2 separate regions of the Mus musculus genome follow, and region 1 is linked to region 2. The links are chromatin loops, found by intact Hi-C in ENCODE. Cell type or tissue: heart. All regions are shown on one strand. Each heading gives the region's core, and the rest is flanking DNA. Links, peaks and the distances in the headings are about the cores only.

Region 1 (2,920 bases), core at 301-2,800, 280 kb after region 2:
ATTTATGCCATCTAAAATAAATGTGTGATACAGAAAGAGACATTGTAGCAGTGATGATGCTCTAGGAATCAAGCACTAATGAGGTAACAGTACACAGGAGGATCACTGACAGAGAAGAAAGTCTAAGCCAAAGAAAGCAATGAGCAAAGAGCTTCACCCTATGGGAACCACAGAGCTATTAAAATCCGAGAATCCAGGCTAAGGTCATCACGCTGTCATGCTAAAGGCTCATCAACCACAGGACAGCTATTTTATTGCTAGGAAATTGCTAGACAATTGTGGCGTTCACCCGGAGGAAACGCGCAAATGCCTGAGAACCTTTCTCCGACTTTCAATAGCCTCTTCTACCTCACCTCATCTTCTTCTCTCCATTATCTCTCCCTCTTCTACACCAGGGTTCCAACCACATGTAACCTATGAAACAGCACAGTGATTTAGATGAAAATTCTATGACAGAGGTGATTTCATAACTAATGTCCATCAAGAGGCAGGCATCGCACACTTTCTAGTCCAGACTTTCAGATTTATGAGGCATAATGTTAGCAATTAGTCAGCTGTCTTGACTCAGGGATGCTTTGAAAGTCAAATTCATGGGCTAGTCTGGAGACAACTGTGATCTCTTATTCTGATGAAGAAAACACACGCTGGAACCTTCCTTCTCCCAATTCACTGAATGGTACAGTCTCTGAATCATGAGTTTGCTGTGGGCAGAGCAGAGTCTTGGGCATCCTTATGCATGACATTAGACAGATGTTCAAGAGTGGAGAAAAGGAACAAAGAGAAGATGCTACTCCCTTTTCCATTTTCTGAGGTCACATTAGATGCCTGCAGAAACGTATTATATGAAGAGGTGTTTGGTGTTCACCATCTTAGAGACTGAAATTTCAGGCAGAATTTGGAAAATTGCTAACATCTCAAAGGAGAGTCAAAAATAACAAACTTGGGAAAGAAAAGGTATTGGAATGATACTGGCTCTGAGTCCTTTGCTGACTTGAGTAGCACAGAGCTAGTTGAGATCTGTATGCCTTTCCAACTCCATTCTATGCAAATTTAGTGAGAAATATGGATAGCCCCAAGTATCTATCCCTCCAGGGATATCTATGAAAAAACTAAGCTCACATTTACATCCACAACCATGGTTAGCAACTGCCTTGTTTATGCTGACTTACAGTCATCAGCACAAAAAGTGTTCAGCCCGAGTCCTGTGGTCACTGTTCCTGGAAGGAAGTGATTTGAGGATGTACACAAAGAAAGAGAACTTTTAGTATATTTTAAAGCTTCTACATTTCAGCAATCTGAAAACTTCAACCACAGTATGACGATTCGTTAGCTAAAGACTTAAACTGTTAACGCACTTAAGATTTACAACTTCAGATTATTTTAACTTTTCAACTGGAAGAAATAACTTATATTCCAAACCCCAGAAACTGTTGGCTTTAAAGTGAAACCGGCTCCACCCTTAAGGATACAAAGCCACAAAATTAACTTCAAACCAACCCATAAAATAGGCATGGTGTGAGCTCCCCCTACTGGTACAACATTATTCCCACTTCAGGAATCAAACCAGGTTATAGTTTCTGGGACTAGCTGGATAAAACAAGAATTGCAATTTAGAATTCAAGAGAAGAGAAAGCTAAAGGAGTTTGTGAGAACCAAAAACAATCAACAAAATATAAAAAGCACCTCCCCTAACTTTAGAATAGTCTCCACGAAAGACAGCAAAAGACATGTTTATAAATATTTGAGTCAACCTGTAAGTCCCCACCCAGCATCAGACACCCATGAGTAAAATAAACAACTGTCATTCTCAAGACAACCAAGTTCACATTCGCATGCAGACAGAGAAGCCAGCAGAGCTTAATTGAAGTGATGCTTACACACTGACAATGGATCCCCTCCCTTAACAGCACATAAGAAACGCTGCAGGCTTCAGAGAAATAAAATAAATTATGTAGCACCACGGAGGCTGAACAAAGTCTGAGGGCCTTGGGGTTTTCTGCACTGGGAAATGACTTCTATATTGTTATGTGAACTGGGACAATGAAGGGGAAAGCTGTAAGTTTTATACTTCAAGCCACTCAAATTAGTTGTCCGCAGAGCAGAAAATTCAATGTGCAAGAATCAATGATAAATACAGGTAAAGTGCTACTGTGGGGACATTCGCAATAGCAGCACAACGGAAACGCAACAAAGGTGTTGAGGCTGCTATGCTGTTATAGAGAAAATATAGTGTAAGATGGCACTCCTGCTCTGTCTCGATCAACAAAGGGAGCTGTTCCAAGGTGTCTGCTATATTTGTACGGCTGCACTTTGATTATAACTGATTCTGTTATCACAATCTGCTACATAGCCTACATAGCACATAAATGCATAAAGCCATTTAAAAGCCAAATTACTGAGTTCCCTGTTATTGTATTTTACCTTTTACTGCCATACCGGGGATGATGCTGAAACTGTTGATGATAAATTTCAAGGAGTAAATGAAAAACAAAAACGTCAGACTACACAGGCTTTATTGAAAAGCAACCAACTGAAAACTCCTAAGCACGTCAGTGTGTTTGCATCTCAAAGTCTGAGAAAATTGCCTTCGATGAGTATATTGGGCTCAGCACGAGGGCTTTGGTTCTTAAAATGGTGCTCTTTATGAAGTATATTTGTGTTTTAAAATTAAACCAGTAATGTTGATTTGTGACGAACATGGATGAGATAAAGACGCTATTGACATCCTTCCTACCCTTTCCACATACTTTTCTTTTGTTCTGAGTCAGGCAAAGACTCATTGCACAGACTTGGATAGTGATGTGAACTTGATCCTCATGTATCTACCTCCTGACTATCCATGTTCTTCCTTACTTTGGCAAGTAACACTTGTTCACACCCATACTAGCATCTAAATGGACAGAAAGTATTTGTTACCACC
Region 2 (2,920 bases), core at 181-2,680:
AATGTGTGTGTAGGGCTATACATCAGAAGTATGCCCTGAAGGGTGAAAGAAGGGGTGAAGGTGAGGAAAGCTGTAACCCCATTCACAAGAAAGAATATGGAGCAGGAGTCTTTAGCCATCACTACTGATGAGTAGGAAAGATCCTCCAGTCATTCCACACTCCCGTGTCTTTGACTACACATCTCCCTGCCTAGTGTCCTGGAGAAGGTTTATGTTGAGTTTATGAGGCAAGAAATCACGATATGGCTATCACATGTAAACAGAGTCTTCTTCCAACAATTTATAAGAGAAGCAGAGGGATGTAACAGACTTTTTCAATTGAGGATTATTTGTTTGTGAATGGAGAGAACTAGAGTCCTAAAGTCCTAGGCAAGAAAGCCATTAAGGCTGTTAGTCAAGTTAGTTGCACCATCACAATTTATTACCTGCCATTCATGAGAAAGATGATGGTATGACTAGAAGAGTTACCAGAGAGAATTTGTTGCTTTCCAGTGGCACAGTGTCCAAGTTCTCTGTGTCTCTAGCAAAGAATCAAGCAAGACACAGAGTTATAGTGACAACTTACAGATTTATTAAGCACGAGAGGAAAGCATTTTATACATTCTATAGAATGGCAGAGGTTCAAGACCCCCTTGTTTCTTAGTCCTATACCTTCTTCATAAAAGGGAGAAGTGTTGCCTAAAATGGATTGGACCTTTGACTGTTCCAGGACATGGATTCCTTGCTAGGGGGTATTTGAATTGATCTGGACAGTTCATGTGACTCTCTTTCTTGGTTGATGTGTTCCACAGTTAGCTCTCTTGGTAGCCTATCTTCTTTCTCAGAACTTCTGTGTTACCTGAGCTGACATGTTGGGATCTAATTAACTGAAAACCATATAATCTAAAAATTTTTTTCAAACAAAAAGGGAAATATTTTTCAACTCATAATGGGAATAAGCTCCTTATCAGAGGTCTTTCAACTTTTCTTACCCCCGTGAACAAATCTCATCCATGCCTTTCACTGAATGTTCTGCATGCTTCTGTGATCTACTTGGTCTCTTGCATTCCACCCTCAGCACTTCCTCTCTGTTCTCCATACAGTAGCTGCAGTGCTCATCCCAAGATATAGCTCGGCCATTTCTCTCCTAAACCTTCTAATGTTTTCTCATCTTCAAGTTCTACCTTTAGCAGCCATGCCCTGAAGATGTGACTTGCACCTATCCTCCGAGCCCATTACTAATATTTATCTCTTGATTCCATTTTTGCCAGGCCATCCACATGTCTTACCTTAACCACACTTACATCTCAGTTCTAGGGTCTCTGTCTGAACTATAACTCTGTAAGATAATTTAATCTATCCTTCACCTGCTTTAAATGTCTTTGTAAAAGGTGCCTTATCAAACAATTGTCCCTAGCTACATTCTAAAGCCTTTGTGCACGGATGTTACATTCGTTCAAACTAACTGACACATCATTTTTCATTCTTTTCCGTTTAAATCTCCTCCAGCTAGAGCATAACTCTGTGCAAGCTGAGCTCTTGTTGGCTTGTTTGTTTTGCTCTTGCCCCGGTGCCTTAGAAATTGCCAGAAGTATACTAAGAGCCTTCCTAGGTTGATGTTTGTGGGTAAATGATTTCCAATGCTTATTCACATGTCTGTCCTTTGCCTGCTTTCTCACTCAACTTGGCTCACAAGCAAGTTCCGGCGACCTTCCTGGTTTTGTTTGGCTCCTTCCTCAGGCTGGTGTGCCTTTGTTGTTTATGAGGACTTTACAGTCAAGTCTTTCCTTTCCCTAAGACTCTCATTCTCTAGGAAGCTTTGCATTGTTCTGCTTTCAAAGCTGAATGTGCCTCTTGACTTTCATTGCATTGCTTGTGTGTCTCATGTTTCTGTCTTATCACATAAATTATTTGGTGATTCCCTTCATGACTGGGAACGATCCAAGTTGTGATCCTGACTGATTTATCTTCATCCCTGAGAACCCAATGATACTCACACTGCTTTCCATGTAGGAAGTACTTCACTCATATTTCATTCACAAAGAATGACTGTTTTACTGTGGCAGTGTTGCTTTGGTGGGATGATACCTAGTGAGAAATAGCTCTTATAATCTGAAATTTCTATTTTCCAAATTTGCTCTTCATAATTCTTGATCTAGTGTTTCATGCACAGTGAAGGGTGCATAGGCAAAAAAAAGCTCTTGGTTGGGATTCTGTTGGTTTAATACATGCTAAAAGAGGCATACCTAAAGAAGTCACCTAAGAAGACTATCCATTGTTTTGCCAAATATCCACATTGTTTTATTCCACATCAAGTTGGTAAACGAGAGGAAGTTATAGTTATAGGAAATTTGTTCAACATCTTTTGCAGCCCTAGAAAACACTCTCTACCTTTCTGTTAAAATGCAATTCTGCTATCTAGTGGGAGAAAGGGGATGGGGGGGTGGGGGTGGGGCTAACTGCGTTCAGAAGGATGCCTGGTTAATAGCTTGATTTTTCTCACCATAGATTTCTAACTCCAAGCTGTCAAGACCGCCTTGGAAGCTCCCAGAATACGTGTGTGCAGACACTGGCCTAATTGGGAAGTTTGGCTGTGGTGACATTGGGCTCATTAGGTTTCTCTTATCAGTGGTAGAAGCTGTGAGATTTCAGCCAAGCAGAGAGTTTAGATTCTAAATGAGAAATATAGATTAGCATTTCCTATAATGAAATAATGCACATCAGTGTTACCTTTCTAGTGACAAAAGCAGGAGCTTGAATGCATTGTAGGGCTCCTTGTTTAATCAATAAATAAAGGAGAGACACACAAGATTTATTTCTTCTGAGGCAACAAACACCATCATTTTTCTTAATTATCTTTATGTTTGCCTTTCTGACTTTCGGATTCTTTCCAAGTAAAGAGCCCTCTACATTAAGACAAGACACATACCCCCCTCCACAC

What was found. Hi-C counts contacts between places; a loop is a spot of excess contacts. Peaks named below come from ENCODE experiments on the same cell type or tissue, not always from the same donor. Only the 100,000 strongest peaks of a DNase experiment are listed, where the experiment ranks them.
Region 1: a loop joins it to region 2, with 2.5 times the contacts of the local background. A loop is called at or near these places in 2 of 42 quality-filtered maps.

Annotation. Positions count from the first base shown.
Region 1 is chr1:50,961,081-50,964,000 of GRCm38, reverse strand. All of the region lies in intron 4 of Tmeff2 (transmembrane protein with EGF-like and two follistatin-like domains 2), which reads right to left. Among named protein-coding and RNA genes, the nearest start is that of Tmeff2, 35 kb to the right of the region's middle. In heart, for the core only: a CTCF peak has its summit at 1,531 (motif pointing left); no DNase peak of the experiment used is centred there; H3K27ac peaks cover 279 bases.
Region 2 is chr1:51,244,373-51,247,292 of GRCm38, reverse strand. All of the region lies in intron 4 of 9330175M20Rik (RIKEN cDNA 9330175M20 gene), which reads left to right. Among named protein-coding and RNA genes, the nearest start is that of Cavin2, 43 kb to the left of the region's middle. In heart, for the core only: no CTCF peak of the experiment used is centred there; a DNase peak (open chromatin) is centred at 1,672.